Regions from separate parts of the Homo sapiens genome. Here region 2 is linked to region 1. A link is a loop called in an ENCODE intact Hi-C map of the cell type or tissue named here. Cell type or tissue: PC-9. All regions are shown on one strand. Each heading gives the region's core, and the rest is flanking DNA. Links, peaks and the distances in the headings are about the cores only.

What was found. Peaks named below come from ENCODE experiments on the same cell type or tissue, not always from the same donor. Only the 100,000 strongest peaks of a DNase experiment are listed, where the experiment ranks them.
Region 2: it touches region 1 in a loop (12-fold over the local background); 1 of 110 quality-filtered maps calls a loop at or near these places.

Annotation. Positions count from the first base shown.
Region 1 is chr18:74,181,325-74,190,213 of GRCh38, reverse strand. No RefSeq gene overlaps it. Among named protein-coding and RNA genes, the nearest start is that of TIMM21, 37 kb to the right of the region's middle. In PC-9, for the core only: no CTCF peak of the experiment used is centred there; a DNase peak (open chromatin) is centred at 5,163; H3K27ac peaks cover 635 bases.
Region 2 is chr18:74,312,006-74,320,894 of GRCh38, reverse strand. It overlaps C18orf63 (chromosome 18 open reading frame 63), which reads right to left and starts at 5,056. Exons shown (of 14, transcript NM_001174123.2): 1 at 4,786-5,056; 2 at 2,896-3,061; 3 at 304-382. The coding sequence starts at 3,029. RefSeq lists an enhancer at 4,679-4,848. In PC-9, for the core only: no CTCF peak of the experiment used is centred there; a DNase peak (open chromatin) is centred at 3,954; H3K27ac peaks cover 512 bases.

The DNA of each region.
Region 1 (8,889 bases), core at 3,946-6,445:
TTGACTTTGAGAGGAAATTTGATACCACAGCATATTTCTGAGCAGGGTAATAACATACTCAAAAGGAAAATAAGCAAGTTGTTTATATTTTGGGAACCACTGGAAAATGCTTAAAGTTTATAGATTCAATTCTAACCATACTAAAATTTTTCAACTCCTTAAGCTCAACAAATAATGACTGTTAGAACCTGAGAGTAACCCTTAAAGGTAACTCTTGCTTTGTAGGAAATACTGTTTTGTTGCATACTCAGAAGTAGGTTGAATCGTAGAAAATAACATATTGCAGAGAATTCAGTAGAACATGAAACAAAATGCTTGACTTGCCAGAGGCTGCATCACAAACCAGAATTGCAACTTAATTTTTACCTAACAAGAACCAATTAGGGACTCCTCACAGAAGATAAGGAGGCAAACTGTGAATTTGCAAAGGAGGCTCTTGGACAAGTAGCTGGGCTGGTAATTAGGATGCTTCACTGTTCCTCTGAGTCATTACCCAGGGGAGTCTGTCCAAGAATTTTAAATCTTTGCCGGAGGTGCAGCAGAGGGGCAGGCGGATTGTGATTTCTTCAGTAGCTTCTGTCTGATTTCATGGTTTTAAATCGGGGAATGATGGTCTAATTTACACTTTAAAAGCATCCCTTCCAATGCCGTGTGGAGAACAGATAGAGAGGCAAGACCAGGCAGGCAGGACCAGAGGTGCCCTCTTGCTGCAGGCAAAGGGTGTTGGTGGTTTGGCCCAGAGAGGTCACAGTGGAGATGTCAGAGGCATGTGAACCAGAGCAACTCCATCTTGAATAGGAGCTGGGTAAAATGAGGCTGAAACCTATTGGGCTGCATTCCCAGATGGTTAGGGCATTCTAAGTCACAGGATGAGACAGGATCCTGGTCAGCACAAAATACAAGTCATAAAGACCTTGCTGATAAAACAACTTGCAGTAAAGAAGCTGGCTAAAATCCACCAAAACCAAAATGGCAACAAGAGTGACCTCCGGTTGACCTCACTGCTACACTCTCACCAGCACCGTGACAGTTTACAAATGCCATGGCAACATCAGGAAGTTACCCTATATGGTCTAAAAGGGGGAGGCATGAATAATCCACCCCTTGTTTAGCATATCATCAGGAAATAACCATAAAAATGGGCAACCAGCAGCCCTCGGGGCTGCTCTATGGAGTAGCCATTCTTTCACTCCTTTACTTTCTTAATAAACTTGCTTTCACTTTTCACTACGGACTCGCCCTGAATTATTTCTTGAGCGAGATCCAAGAACCCTCTCTTGGGGTCTGGATTGGGACCCCTTTCCTGTAACAGAGATAATGAGAAGGGAAGATATTTGGAAGGTATAGCTGGTAAAACTTGTGGAAATGTTAGATCTGAAGTGGAAACAGGGAGGATGGTGGTACCACTTATCAAGGTGGGGAAGGCTGGAGGAGGGAATTTTCTGAGTGAGAGAAATTCAATGTTTTGCTTTACATGTACAAAAATTGAAGATGCCCATTAGATATCCAAGCAGAGATGTCATATAATCTGCTGCTAAAGACAGTCTCAGTGCTGAAGGTAAATCATATATTGATGTTATTAAAAGACATGGGACCAAAACAGATCAACTAAGGAGACAGTGTAGACAAAGAAGAGAAAGGGCTTTGGGCCAAGGCATGAGGTTTTCCAGCCTTTAAAGTTCAGAGAGAAGAGAATATAGCGGCCAGAGTGATGAAGGACAGCAGAGAGGTAGAAGAGGGCCGTGAGAGTAGCACCCTGGAGGCCAAGAGCAGATGGCATCTCAAGAAGTTGTCACCAGCCTCTGTCACCACTAGTAGATCAAGTATAACATTGGCAGATACGTGATAACTGGATTTCACTACACAGAGGGTGCTGGTGACCTTAAAAAGAGCAGTATGGGGACAGGAATGGTAAGGAAAGAAAACTGAATGGGGCCGGGCACAGTGGCTCATGCGTGTAATTCCAGCAATTTGGGAGGCCAAGGCAGGAGGATAGCTTAAGGCCAGTAGTTGAAAATCAGCCTAGGCAACAGAGTGAGACCCCATCTCTACAAAAAGTTTTTTAAAAAAAATTAGCCAAGTTTGGTGGTGCATCAGTAGTCCCAGCTACTTGGGAGATGGAGACAGGAGGATTGTTTGAGCCAGGAGGTCGAGGCTGCAGCAAGCTGTGATTGAGCCACCATACTCCAGCCTGAGTGACAGAGTGAGACCCTGTCAAAAACAAACAAACAAAAACAAACACCTAAATAGAGTGGGTCAAGAAGAGCAGGGACTCAGGAATAATTTTATTTAAGCTAGATGATGGGCACATGGGTGTTTATGATTTTATTTTTGTATGCCTTAAGATTTCATAATGAAATAGTTTGAAGACAAAGAATGTATCACTTATTCTAAAACTTTTTAAAAAATGTGTGGAATTCTTAGGGTTAAGATTAATTTAAAATGTATAATGTGAATTTTACATCAATAAGACAGTAAGATGAGGAACAGTGGGAAAGAGACAAAGTGGCAAGGAGGAGAGAGGAAGGGAGGCCGGGAGGTGAGGATGTGGGAAGAACACTGTTGTCAACTCTGGCAGAAGTAAAGTAAGTCTGGGGCCTGGGTGGGGAGGGCCACCAATGATTTATTTATCTATTGACTTATTTACTTAAGAAATGATGTCTCACTCTGTCACCCTGGTTGGAGTGCAATGGTGAGATCATGGCTCACTGTAGCCTCTAACTCCTGGGCTCAAGGGATCCTCCCGCCTTGGCCTCCCAAAGTGTTGGGGTTACAGATATGAGCCACCTCACCTGGCCTGATTTCTTGTAAAAACATAAATGTGCAGAGGTGGCACAGCTGGGATAAATGACAAGCATGTTGTTAAAAGTTTTGACACCCTTAATATATAATGAGATTCTCCACCTTGGAGCTTGTGCCAATTGCAGCTCCCACCTGTAGAGAATCAGTGCATCTGTTTCATGACTCACCGTTAACAGCCTTGAGTAAATTCTCTAAAACAATCAAAATAAGCCAAAAGAGGCAGGAAAGGGGAAACACAGGAATTAAAAACAGAGGAGGCAAATAGGAAGGCTGGAGTGATGTATTAACTGAAAGGTTCTTGTATCGGTTTGAACCCTGAGAGCGCGCCAACAGACAACACGAGGGAGTGTGGAGCAACATGCTGTTTTAATGAGCACCTGAGTGCAGGTGGGCTAAGGCCCAAAATGGTGTCAGCCCCAACTGAGGATGGGACAGGGGGGTTTATAGTCCTCTGTAAACAGCAAGTGTCCCAGTCTGACATGACTGCTACATAGTATCTGGACAGCCTCTTTCTCGATCTTCAGGGGAGGTGTCTCCTGGCCAGGGGAGGTGTCTTCCTGCTGGCTCTCTTCCTGCTTCTATCTTGCTGACACACGCTGCTGACGCAAGTGGGCCTTGCACCTTGGGACTGGGCCTGAGAAGGGAGGAATCACTCATCCCTTCAAGCTTTCAGGGAGAATCTTTCATTAATGTAAGATAAAGTCCATTTCAAAACAAAATTGATCATGAGAGACAAATAAGGACACTTCATGAGGAAAGGATCAGTTCAGCAGGAAGACATAGCAATCATAAATGTATAAGTGCTCCATAACAGAGCTTCAAAATCCATGAGGCAAAAATGACAGAATTAAAGAAAGAGGTAGACACTACCACCGTCATGATTTGAGGTTTTAGCATTAGGAGATATACCTAATGTAAATGACGAGTTAATGAGTGCAGCACACCAACATGGCACACGTATACATATGTAACAAACCTGCACGTTGTGCCCATGTACCCTAGAACTTAAAGTATAATAAAAAAAAATATATATATATATAAAATTCCTCTCTCAAACATTGATGGAGTAACTGGACAAAAGTCCAGCAGAGATGCAGCAGATCTCAACAGCATGGTCAGCACCTTGGCTTTGGTAACATTTGTATCCATTGTGAAAGTGACGAGGATGGGTTCTGGCCCCCATGGTACAGCCACAGCCTGGGCTGTGTTCTAAAATCACTGCTCCAGGACCTTGCATGGGCTGCTTTCCTACTGGGTGCCTTGATTTTTCCATCTGTAAAGTAAAGTGATAATGGTGCTGACATCACCTGTTTTAAAAAATATTGTGAGATGATGCATAAAAAGCAAGTCAGCATAACAGCTGACCCGTATTAAATGTTCAACATATGTTGGTTATTGCTGTAGAATCAGTTACAATCACCATTCTAGTAGAATGGTAGAATCAGTGGAATCACCATTTGGCTGCCTGGAAGAATCTTAGGGGATTTTAGAAGTATTTAATCAGAACCCAGACATCAATCTGCTGTGGAAACACAGTCTTGCCCAAGCCTCACTCAAAGTTTCCAAACTTTTTCATATTTCCTGCCATTTCAGTTTCCCTCTCAGTCCCAGGATGAGCTCATGATCCTTCCAGTATTTCAAAGCAGCCCTAGTGATATAGGAGTTAAAAAGAAATGATTTAGGCAGGTAGTGAGTGTAGACGTGTCCTTGGTAAGGTTTTCTTTTTAATGAAAAGCAGCCCCCAAATCATTTCTTTTCTACCAAAGAGCAGCCTCTAAAATCGAGCTGCAGACATAGATAAGCAAGCTGGAATCCTGCCCAGGTGAATGCCGGCAGCTATGCCAATAGGAAAAGTCTACCTGGGGGGCAGGTATATTCAACACGAAGGCTCTATCTTCCCTTTTCTTTGTCAACCACGTGTACAATAAGGAACAGACAACATGGTGCCAGCCAGATAGAGAACACATCTGCATAATAAAAATTAAGGTGGGGTGGCCAGCTTCTTTGCACACTACATAAATAGCACACCTGGTCCAACCAATTTTTGGGCCCTTTGTAAATCAGACACCGCCTCTTCAAGACAGTCTATCAGCCTATAAAACCCCCGTGCACTTTGCTGCAGACCAGAAGTCCCACTTAGGAGCCCCTCTCTCTCTGCAAGAGACAGAGCTCTTCTCTTTTCTTTCTTTCACCTATTAAACCTCTGCTCTTTAAACTCACTTTTTGTGTGTCCACATCCTTGATTCCCTTGGTGTGAGACAATGAACTTCTGGTATTTACCCCAGACAATGACGCTGCTTCACTAGGTGCCCGAGGCCAAACCTCACACATTCCAGATTACCTACATTTACTGTCCCACACAGGAAGGCATGCATTTTTCACCTTTCCCACCCCACCCAGGTTCTCATGGGCCTGAAAGGGACCGTAAGCTACAGCCCCACTTTGAGGCCCTTGGAGAGTTTTCCAATGCATTTGGCAAAGGTGAGATGGCAGCTGCTCACTGTACCACCTGGGATACCAGTCAAACCTGCATTTTCCACCTTTTGTGTTATTGGAACTTTAAAAATTAATACCTCTGTATGATTAATGCCTCTGTATGATTGTGAATATTGTTCTAGAATATATAAATTATAATTAAATGTAGTTAAGGGTCTTGCTTTTGGAAAGAAACTGAGATGAATCTTTGGTGAATAGAGGAATCCACCTGTGTTGCAAATCTTTTCTCCCTAACTGGCACATTTGTATTTTCTACCTAATTGGCACATTTGTATTTCTTTAGAGAAGAACAGTGAATAAAAGAGGTAAACAAAGGAAAGTAAATTGCCCTTTTCAAGTCTGCCAGCTGTAACACCCAGAAGAGCGTTTTCTTCTTATTCTTCTAAGAATCAAGGCTCATAGGTATGTGCTAAAGAGTAATGAGGCAAGTTAAGAAGGTCTTCCGAAATACTGCTGGGGAAATTTAGCCCATTGTTACCAAAGACTTACAAAAACTTAAAGCCGTTTCCCTTCATTAAAAAACATGAGCAGTGAAACCTACTACATTGGCTTTCTGGAAACCAAAGAAAAGGACCTTGCTAAATTACTGTTAAGACAAACAATACCTTGTAGACTGACCTTATTAAGTCAGATGGCAGCTTTAGGGGTGAGCCTGGAACCTTTCTTTAAGTGGTGGTGGGCACAGTAATAATGTAGGGAAATGGAAAGGTCCTAGCCCCCCAAAACCTCCCTACCCACTGGCTTGTGCCTTCTAGATCACATTCTAAGCTCGTGTACTTTGTTTGAAGATCTGAATTTCCCAAATACATACACTATGGGCTTCTTAAATGGAACTCTCAATAAACTGTGACAGAAAGATGGTTAATGAGTAAGGTGGAACTTATTAAAGAGAAAGAGGCATAATTACAGTTTGAAGACAGGTTTAAAAATTAAAGCAGATAGGTTGTAGTGGAAATAAAATAGAAATTTCAAACATTTTAATTAAATTGTTTAAATTAAATTACTTCATTTCCATTTTAATTAACTTTAATTAACATAATGTGACATTATGAGCTTTAAAAAAAATGTTTTTCCCGATTTCCTTGGGAAATGTGGCCTAAGGAGAATGGATGGCACTGCCTCTCCGGGTCCTGTGTGCTCCCACTGCCTGAGTCATGATTCTCTCCAGCACCATTCTCCACCCCTCCAGACAGTGCTCTTGGAGGGAATGCATCCCATATATCGGGCCTCTCAATGATATCACGACAAAGGAACTGGCATAAAGAAACTTCTGATGGTCTCATTGCAGTAACGAGCTTAAAAAGAAAATGACAACCTTAGTTCAGGTAAGGTCAGTATTTGCAGACCTGTGGATTTGTAAGGATGCTCTGGAAAGAAAAGCTAATCTCAAATGTGCCAAAAAGGAATGTGAATGTATTAGGGCATGCCTAATTTTTATTGGTGTTAATAAGTAGAGGAATGTTAGTACACACATGTGTGGGGTTTATTCTTTTAAGTTCATGTCTATTATGAAGCACAGATATGCTCTTGTTTCCTCTGTGTAACATGAGACCAGGGAGTAGAAGGGATTGAATTGCCCAGTGAAAGGAGGATCTGTGTGTAGAACAGGAAGTGCTGCTGGGCAGGTGGAGTGGAGAAGAGGGGACAGGTGGGGAAGAGGTGGGGAGAGAAGGGAAGAGGTGGGGGCAGGTCCGGGACAGGAGAGGAGAAGTAGGGGGAGGTGGGAGGAGGAGTGGAGAGGAGCGGGAAGAGGGAGAGGAGGGGAGAGGTCGGGGAGAGGAAGGGAGAGGTGGAGAGAGAAGGGAAGAGGTGAGGGACAGGTTGGGGAGAGGAGGGGAGAGGTAGGGAAGAAGAGGAGAGAGGTGGGGGAGAGGAGGGGACAGGTCGGGGAGAGTAGGGGAGAGGTGGGGGAGAGGAGGGGAGAGGATGGGGAGAGGGAGAGGAGTGGTGGAGGACATGTGGGGAAGATGCAGGGAGAGGCAGGGGAGAGGAGGGGGAGAGTTGGAGGGAGCTGGTGCAGGGGGAGGCACAGCCTCACGAGCCTGGGCACTCAGGAGGACGCAGCACAGAGGCGCCAGTTGAGCCGCCTGGTTGATGGACCAGCTGATTGTCTTAAGCAGAAAGTCACCTGTGCAGACCGCCTCCTGGGAGAAAACCTTTCTAAGTTATCATATGAATTGTAATGAGAGGTGAGTCAGGCACAGGTTGAGGCGTGAGTGCAGCTGAACTAAGCTTAGGAGCAAATCTTTCCTGGGAGAAAGCCCCCTCAGTAGAGCAGCTCCAACCCTCGCGTAGAGCAGCCGCTGACCCAGGCCCCAGGGCTGGAGGGTCCCGCGGAGCCCCTGCGAGGCTGCCCTCTGGAGAGCCCAGCCCGGCCCCGGGGAGGACGGCTCGGAAGCAGGTGCCAGGGTGTCTTCCCGTGGCCCCGAGCTGAGGCTCAGCAGCCCAGGAGGCCGCCCCTGCTTTCCCACCCTGGGTTGCCTTCCTCTCCTTTCCTGTCTCGCTTCCCAGCCCTTCCTGGCGTTTGCTGGGATCACCTCCCGAATAGCCCTGAGCGTCCGCTTCTGGAGGAGCTCACATGGAGGGCCTTGGCGACTGACAGGTGATATTGAAGAGCAGGAGGGCGTCTGGCTCGGGATTGAAGGGCATCACCTGGCCCGCGTGCTAGGGACCGCTGCCCCAGGTGAACCTAGGAGGCCCCAAGCGCAGCTGCTGTGTGCTGGCGGGGTCTCCTGACACCTTTGCCTGTGATGATCACAGTGGCAAGATTAGGTCAGATGGACCGAGAAAGTGAGAGACAGAAGGCCTTCAAGTGAGGCTGCGGGCAGTTCCTAGCCCAGAGCCCGCGAAGAAGACGGTGATGGAGGCTCGCAGACCTCATGAGGTCAGCCTCCCTGCAGGGGGATCAGTGCTGCGACAGCCATCCCACCCCTGTTCAGTGGCCCCAACGGATGATAGCGTTTGCAATGAGGCATTTTCCCTGGGCGTGGGTCATGTGCAGGGGGCAGAAAGGAGATTTATATGAAATTAAGAAGAGGAATGGACAGAGCCTGATAGACCGAGACTGCCTCGTAGGTGCAAACCCTTCATCTGAAGAGCGTAAAGACGCTGAGCCCGCAGGGAACGACCGCTCTCTGTTGGGCATCGCGCTCCACTTCCCGCCTTCTAATTTTTCAGTCTTTTTATGACTCTCTGCCATCTGGTCTCAAAAGCTGAAGAACATTTGTGTACAGATGAGAATTTTCCTCAAGCGAGGCAGAACAGACAGCAGGGTGTAAATATTTTATACTTTCCAGGATCATTTTCTTTCAGAATATTAAGAATTCATGCCAACATTTGAGAATGGATCGCGGGAGGAATGCCGTGCTGAGTGGAACGCTTGCCGTGGACAAAGATCGAGAGAAAGAGCTGGAATACATTCAGAGCTGAGATTTCACAGGGCTGCCACAGCCTTTAATTAAATGTGGTTGACTCACCTACCCAGTAACACACATTTTAAATGCCCCACACGGATTGCTTTTTTTAAAAAAACAATTTTTAAAAACAATTTCCAACTTACAGGAAAATTGCAAGTGCAGTATAAAAACCCTT
Region 2 (8,889 bases), core at 2,518-5,017, 130 kb before region 1:
GATAAAATGTATCAAGCCCATGCTATCTTAAAAATTATACTGTAGCATGTTTTATTCATTAACAGTCTTTATCTTAGCATTTATAATGAGAAAAATAAATGTTAAATTAGAACCACAAAAATGGATTTTAAGCATCAGGCATTTCAATATTAGTTTGTTAATAATCCAATTAACCTGTAACACATTGTGATTAATCAATTAATCCTCATAAACATCTTAACTTTAGCTATAATACCTAAATTATTATTTATCAATATTGTTCTCAACTAGTAATAACATTTCACAAAATATTAAAATACTAACCGCCATCACCACCCAGATTTGGTTTAATATTCCAGACACAGGTGATGTAAGAATATCTTGATGCAAAAACAGCAATTGCCTGTGGAGATGAAATATATTACAAAGTGGACTGGTATGGTTTGGTTCTGTGTCCCCACCCAAATCTCATGTTGAATTATAATCCCCAGTGTTGGCAAGGGACCTGGTGGGAAGTGATTGGCTCATGGCGGCGGATTTCCCCCCTGTTGCTCTAGTGATAGTGAGTTCCCATTAGATCTTGTTTAAAAGTGTGTAGCACTTCCTCCCCCCACCTCTCTCTCTTGCTGCCATTAGAAGAAGGTGCTTGCTTCCCCTTCACCCTTCTGACATGATTTTAAGTTTCCTGAGGCCTCCAATCATGCTTCCTGTTAAGCTTGCGGAACTGTGAGTCAATTAAACCTCTTTTCTTCATAAATTATCCAGTCTTAGGTAATTCTTTACAGCAGTGTGAAAACAGACTAATACACTCACTATCCGTTTTTACTCTATTGGAACATTTTAAACCTTTGCTTAGCTAAAACGTTAAGTTTCTCCTAGGCAACAATTGTGTTAGAGACTCTCTCCCCACACTTTGCATAGCACCTTGAACAGTGTAGGTGTAGGTACTCAGGCAATATTTGACTTAAGAGAATTAGGAAGTTTTAGATACTAATGCTAACTTGAGAACTTGTCCCCGCATCTGAATTTCCCAATCTCTTTCATCTGTGAACCTAAATTCATCTTTTAGAACTCAATTTTTGTCCTATATACTTGAAGAAATCTACACACAGTGAAGAATCTGTCTCCTTTAACTCCTATTTCTTCCATTTTTCCTTTAAAATAAAAAAAAAGGTGGTGGGCAGGGGGCACCAGAGGCAAGAGTCTAAGGATTCACCTATCAGTGAAGTTACCAACCACTTAAACATTTAGAACTACTGACTAAATCCTTTTCCTTCAGAAAGGAAATTCTTCCCAAGCCAGAAAGAACTGGGTAGTGGTTTCAACAGCCAAATGAACTTAAAACAAACATCATCAGAATCAAATTACCATTAATAATTTCATTTCAAGGTTCAAGGGAAAGATAGGAAAAACACAAAAAGAATACAACTGGAAATCTGAAAACCTTCAACATTACTAATCATCAAAGAAACAAATTAAAATAACCATTAGGATGTGTATGGGGTTACCTTAAAAAGCAACACGGGCCAATCTGTTTCTGGTGGCTTCATATTTGTTGGAACCAAGGTATATCAGGTACTTGCCTTGGCAAGGCCTGCCATTACCTGACACAGCCAAATGCTACTAGAGAGAGCCAAATGCTATTCAAGACTCTCTGTCAATTACCGGGAGGGTGAGTGAAGATAACCCCACTCTGTGGGAATGGCTGCCTTCAATTTGAGGACAAGCAGAAGAAAAACCTCACTTTAGGTTTTCTACCTATTTTAGTATTTCCAAAAGGAGTCACAGATTAAGTCCTTAACAGGTATCATATTATACTTTAGCAGGAAGGGTACAGGCTCCCTGATGCCCCTGGGTGGGAAAATATGCAATGGAGAGAAGAAAAACTTTGTAAATAAGACGAAAATGAAGGACACCCCAAAAGTGGCTTCCTTATTTCTTGCCTCTGGGTATCTTCTAGTTGTTTGTTCTTCTCTAAGCAATTCATTTAAATATAGAATCTTCTCATGTTTTCTATGACTCTTCCTTTGAGTGCCTCAAACAATTTAAAGGAGGGTCCTCAGTAATCATGGAATTATACTTTAGGTTTCCTCTAAGCTGCTTTTCTTTCCTTTTTTTTTTTTTCTGAGACAGAGTCTCGCTCTGTTGCCCAGGCTAGAGTGCAGTGGCACAGTCTTGGCTCACTGCAACCTCTACCTCCCAGGTTCAAACGATTCTCCTGTCTCAGCCTCCTGAGTAGCTGGGATTACAGGTGCCTGCCACCATGCCCAGCTAATTTGTTTTATTTTTAGTAGAGATGGGGTTTCACCATGTTGGCCAGGCTGGTGTCGAACTCCTGACCTCGTGATCCGCTCACCTTGGCCTCCCAAAGCACTGGAATTACAGGTGTGAGCCACCACGCCCGGCCCTCTTAAGCTGTTTTTCAACGACTATGTGGGATCAGATATTTTGAGACAGATCCTAGAGAAATACTCCACAGTGTCTCATACTGACTTGAGAATTAAGAAACTATACTAATCTAAGATGTTTATAGGATCTCTAAGTGCCCCACCTACTGGAAATACCTACTGGAAAACAGTAGGTATTCCATAAATATTGATTAATTAGGACCTCTAAGTTTCTGGGAGCCTGAATTTAATTCATGAATGTCTGTGGAGATTTTAAACTTTTAAAAAGCACATAAGAGGTCACAGATATAAAAACTCAACAGTGAGATAATTCTATTGCAAGTATTTTAAATCCCTCCTTAAATATAATCCAATATACCTGGTCAAAACAAAATCTGACTTCCTTTATTTTAAAATTATAAACACAAGTTGAGTGAATGAGTATTTTGCTTTATAGAAAATTCCTCTAAAACAGCTTTTATAGGTCTCAAAGTTTTAAAAGTCTTAGTTATAAGATGTATTTTTTTACCTGCACATCTTCATTTGTATAGTCCTAATCTCAGTATCTGCCACCTTATTACTCAGTATTATTCTGACAGCACAGAGTTTGTTTAAATCTGGAAGTGTGATGAAGAACAGAGACTGCTGCCTAGAATCATTCATACTTTCCTGACTGAGTGTCTCAGCAATCAGGCCTTTAAAAATAAACAGCAAAAAAAGGTAGTAAATTATCTTACCAATAGAGTTCCAATACCAAGTCAGCACACAATATTTGATATTGTTTTAGAATGGGATGATACAAACAAGTTAGTTTGCAAACTTCAGCAGTTAAGTATCCCTGCCATTTACCTTTAAGGTCTTCTAATGATTTTCTAGGATTTTTGGTACAAGTTTTACTAAGATATAGTTCACATAACATAAAATTCACCCATTTAATGTGTACAATTCACTGTTTTTTACTGTATTCAGAGTTGTGCAACCATCATTGCAATAATTTTTAGAATATTTTCATCACTCCTTTTTCTATAACAATAACTATTTTTTAAAAGTCAAAATGTATAGCAAAGTCTTTTGTTGTTTCAGATTTTTCTGTAAAGCACTTCAAGGTTGAGGAATATATTATTTTTCATTGTACACGACAGAAAATGTTTACTGGTCTCTAAATTGTTACCTAGTTTTTGTTTCCACTAAATTATCCAGCTTTCAAATTCTATTGGAGGCACAGTTTACAGTTGATAATTCATAAGGTATACCTTTGAAGTCTACATTACATTTTACTACAGTAACAAAAACTGGAATATAAAAGTAAAGCAACCCAGTGAAGCTTCAGTACACTAACATGCACAAATACATTAGGGAAAAGTAAGCTGGACTCTAGTACTTTCAACTTTTCAACATCAACATGCTTTTTCTTTTTAAGAAAGAATAATATACTGGCCCGGGAATGTGCAGTGTGACCAGCCTTCTGATCACAGTACTGAAATGAGTTTGTGGTGTCATCTGAGGAATGCTGGCAATGCCAGCAGGAATGTAATACAGTAGGAATGTAAATTCCAGGTCACCAAAAAATTCCTGGGTGCAAGTCCTCCCGTTTTGCCAATCTTCAAATACTCACGGATTGCAACACTGTATGTAAACAAGAGTGATCTGTTCAGGGATAAGCATGAATTTATTAGAATTATTACTATTGTTTAATTTTGTGAGTTCCTAGTTGGCAAAACTTGCAGATTCAAAAAGAATGTTGTTTTCTTTGGCTAGGCTGTAGAACTATATTGTGAAGCTCAAAACGTGGGCCAAGCCTTATTATGATCTACGGATGCGCTATTAACATCCTGTCCAGGGAGTCGCTCCACTACGTTTCTGTCCCAGGATTTCATCTTTATTCCCAATCCCCAGCAGGGCAAGGAACAAGTGCTAGGAGCAGGCAACAGGCACCTACGCAATTCTACACGTGAGGGAGGACTCAGAGAACCCCAAAGGACCAAAACTCTGGGAGCGCCCAGCTCCTGCAGTGCTGTGCGCTAAGCCTCGGGACCGCCGCTACGAGGGACCCTTCCTAAAAATCCTCCCGGGGCGCGGGGTTCAGGGCGGCCCCAGACCCGGCTTGCCGCTGCCCCCAGGCGAGCGCCCACCCCTCTTCCGGCCTGGCTTCTGTGAGAACAGTAATGGACGTGAGTGGAAACGAATCTAAGGTCTTTGTTCAGCTAAATCCATTTTAAAAGGTGATTCTATAAATTTCCGATATAATGAAATGCCCGAAAAATTGGGACTCATGGGTCTTTGCAGATGAATACATTTTTTTCCTGACCCAAACCAACGTCCTCAGGGTGCCGGCGCCGGCACCGGGATCCTGCCCTCATGGCGGCCCTGACCTGCTCCTCCGCAACCGTGGGGAAGAGAATCAGGAAAATGGTCTTACAAACTGGAAAAGCAACACTTCTAACGCCCACGGCCTCCTGCACTGCAGATGCGTCAGGCGTCTCCTCAGGGGGAGGAAAGGGCGGGTGGGCGGCAGGGCCTCCAGCAGTCTCCCTCGCTTCCGCTCTGCCTCCTTCAAGCAGCTGCCCCCCAAGGCCAGGCCTCTTGGTCTCTGTGGGGCGTCGATTGAGAGCCCGCGTGCCTCAGCTCCCTCCTCGCTGCCCTCAGGAGACGCTCCCGGCTCGCCCCGCGTGCCCTGCCTTCATCGGAGTGTCCCCTCGTGCCCTCCTCACAGCCCTCGGGAGCCAATCCCAGTATTTCCCGCGCTCTCCCAGCGTTCCCTGCGCTCTCCCAGCATGCCCTGCAAGCCTTGCGCTCCTGGCACGCAATGTAGGTCAACTTTTCCCGCCAAGGCAGGAACCGACCAAAGCTGGTCACGGATGACCCAGTGAAGCCCTGTGAGATTCTCTCAGCCTGAGCTGGTGTGGGTGGGGCCGGGACACAAGGTTCTGGCCGCCCTCGAAGGCGGGAAAGCTGGGTCAGCGCAACACGTCCAACGGGGAGCTCCGGCGCTGAAGCCCCGGCTAACTGCGTGCTGCACAGGGGCTACCCAGCCTCTTGCCTCGGCACGTTTCTCCTCAGATTCTCATGCCCGAATTTACAGCTTCTGCAGTTCCTTTAGTGGTGGGAATCTCCATGACTGGAACATCTTCATGCCTGGTGTGGAGGGGAAGCGTGGTGCAAGCTCGTGGGAGTAAATCCACGAAGCGCCTACTGTGTGCAGATGCGTTTCTAAGGTCTGCTGATAGAGCACTAAGCAAACAGCATTCCCGGTCCTTGTGGGATGCACATTTTACTTGGTAGTTGGGGGAAAACAGATACGCAAGATAAATGTGCAAAATCTTAGTGTGGCAGATGGTGATAGGTGCATTGGAGAAAAATTAAGTAGGGTAGGGAGGCGGGGAGTGCCGAGGAGAAGTCGTTAGGTTTAATAGCGTGGTCAGGAAGGCCTCGTGGAGAACGGGACGTTTGAGAAAGACATGAAGGCGGTGAGAGTGGGCAGCCTCGTGCATGTCTCGGGGGAGAATGTTTGTTACGAGAGAGGGAATCCTACAAAAGGCCAGGGCAGGAGGGACGCCAGCTGGCTGCAGTAGAGCAGGAAAGAAGTGGCTCCGTGAGGCAGGAGGAGTTACAGAGAGCCAGACAGGGTTAGGCCCGATAAGCCATGGAAGTATTAAAGGTGCATCCAGCCTGCTGTGCTGGAATGGACTGAAGGGGACAGGGAAAGGAAGAAAAGCAGTTAGGAGGCAATGGCAATAAGGAGAGAGGTGGCTTGGATCAGAGCAGTGGCAGTGGAGGGAATGGGATGGGATGGGATTGGATTCTGGATATATTTTGAAATTAGATTTAATAGGATTTGGATATGGATTGATGTGGGATCTGAGAGAGAGGGAGAGGAATCAAGCATCACTCCAAGGTTTTTATACTAAGAATTCAGAAGGATTGGGTTGCCATTAATTACAAAGGGGAAGACTAAGAGGAGCAAGTTTGGGGCTGAAGATCAGGAGGGTTCATGTCAGTTTTGGACTTGTTGACATTGAGAAATGAAGAGGAACAATAAGAGTTCTGGGGAAAGATCTGCATATAATAGATGCTATTTAAAACCTGAGGCCAGATTGGATCTCCATGAGAGTGCATTTAGGAAGAAAAGGAACCCTCACACTGGATCCTGGGACACCCCAATATGAGGTCAGGGAGATGACAAGGAACTTCATGGGTGGAATGTCAGGAAATTTTCATTAAGTCAGAGATTTGCTACTTTTCAATCCCACATCTTGCCAGCTCCCAGAAGTGGTATTGTGAAAGAATGAGATTTTATATTGTGTTTAATGTCTAATCAGTTAAAGTCATTTACCTATTTTATTTGCAAAATAATTTTTGGCAAAGAGGAACATTTTTACATATCTTCCTAGCAATAAGAATGTGTTCAATGTTTACAATTGTTTGGTTACTTATGACCCCAGATGTGAGATTATAGTAAGTGATTATCACAACGTTGTTGAGACAAATCAGCCTCCTAAGACAAAGACACTTTACATTAATTGAACAAAACACAATCTTCTGAAATAGTCTAACAAATGTAATGTCTCAAATTTAACACCTGCGGTCTGAAGGTTTTATGTCACAGTCCTTGCAATTATTAAAACAAACCTTTCGATATTACAGAAAATCTCTTTGTCCTACTTGGTATGTACACATGGGGAAAGAAACCCCTCTGTTTTATGAAGACAGGTAAAAAGTAAATATAGATTCAATTTAAATTTTGTGATAACTGTGGATATTCACTAGCCTTTCCTATCTATCTAAACAAAGGGAAGCCAAGTGTTCTTTATTCCAAAAAGCACATGTATGAACACTTTATGTTCTTAATATCTGTGCTATTGAACTTATGGCCTCTGGTTTCAACAATAATTTTAACCAAGGCAGAATTAAAGACATTTGAAGTTTGTTTGTTTGTTTGTTTGTTTGTTTGTTTGTTTGTTTTGAGATGGAGTCTCGCCCTGTCGCCCAGGCTGGAGTGCTGTGGCGCAATCTCGGCTCACTGCAACCTCCGCCTCACGGGTTCCCACATTTCTCCTGCCTCTGCCTCCCGAGTAGCTGGGACTACAGGCGCACGCCACTACGCCTGGCTAATTTTTGTATTTTTTAGTAGATACAGGGTTTCACCATATTGACCAGGCTGGTCTTGAACTCCTGACCTCGTGATCCGCCCGCCTCGGCCTTGCAAAGTGCTGGGATTACAGACGTGAGTCACAGTGCCTGGTGTGAAGTTTTAAATTATGTTCACATTACCAAATACCCAAATACCAAAAAGGCCATTTCTAATCATATAAAAGGTGCCTAACAAGTATTTATTGAATGGATTCACAAGCAGATGTCTCCCAATCTTTTATAGTATGCCCGTGAGAAACTGGTAAGATTTTATGTCATGAATTCTGAATCTTGCTACCATCTTTGATTTAGCCGATAAGCTCAAAACCAAATTTGAGATCCACTTGGAGCAATTGTGCAGGACTTGAGGAAATGCATCTTTATATATGCATGAGAGGAACTGTTGTTTAGTGGTTAAGAGCATGGTCTTTGGGGCCAGACTGCCTGGATTTGAATTCTGGTTCTGCCAGTTACTAGCTATGTAATGTTAAGGTAGGATACTTAACCTCTCTGTACTGCAGTTTCATTACCTTAAAAACAGGGATTATAATAGTACTTTTTAGGGTGATAATATACCCCTTAACATAATAAAGGAGTTAATGCACATTAAATACATAAAATACTTACATCAGTGCTTGATGAAAGGACAATTTAAGTGTCAGGTATAGTTAATATTAAAACCATGGGGAAGAAGTATAAAACAGGCTATGGAGGCTCTGGTATTAATACTAGTCACGTTTACTATGTGTCCTTCAGCCTGATATTTTGCTTCTCTAAGATACTATTTGACCATATGACACATGGGAATGACAGTCACTAGCTCAGAGTCTTATTGTTAGGATTAAATGAGATAATGTATATATGTATATAAAATGTTTGGAAATACTTCCACATGATAAACACTTACTGAATGTTAGTTCATCTTGTTACTAACTTTACTCTTGTTTTATCTTACTTTACCACCTTGGTCTTCCTTTGCTTTGGTTTTTATCTGCTATAGATTGAGTCATGTGTCTCCCCCAATTCATATGTTGAAGCTTAACCCCCTTACATGTGACTATATTTGGAGACAGGGCCTACAAGGAGGTAATTAAGATTAATGAGATCATAAGGGTGGGGCTGAGCGTATGTCAAGAGGACAAGCTAGAAGAGCTACCCACTCCAGGGCCTCCTCTCTGTGGAGAGCTGCAGAGACATCAGGAGGACCTGTCTACAGAGAGGAGCTACACACTCCAAGTCCTCCTCTGAGCTATTGTGTCACTCAATAAACCTTCTCTTTGCCTTGCTCACCCTTCTTGTGTCCACATACCTCATTCTTCCCGGATGCAGGAGAAGAGCTCAGGACCTACTGAATGGCAGGGCTGAAAAAGCTGTAAGACAAACAGGGTTGAAA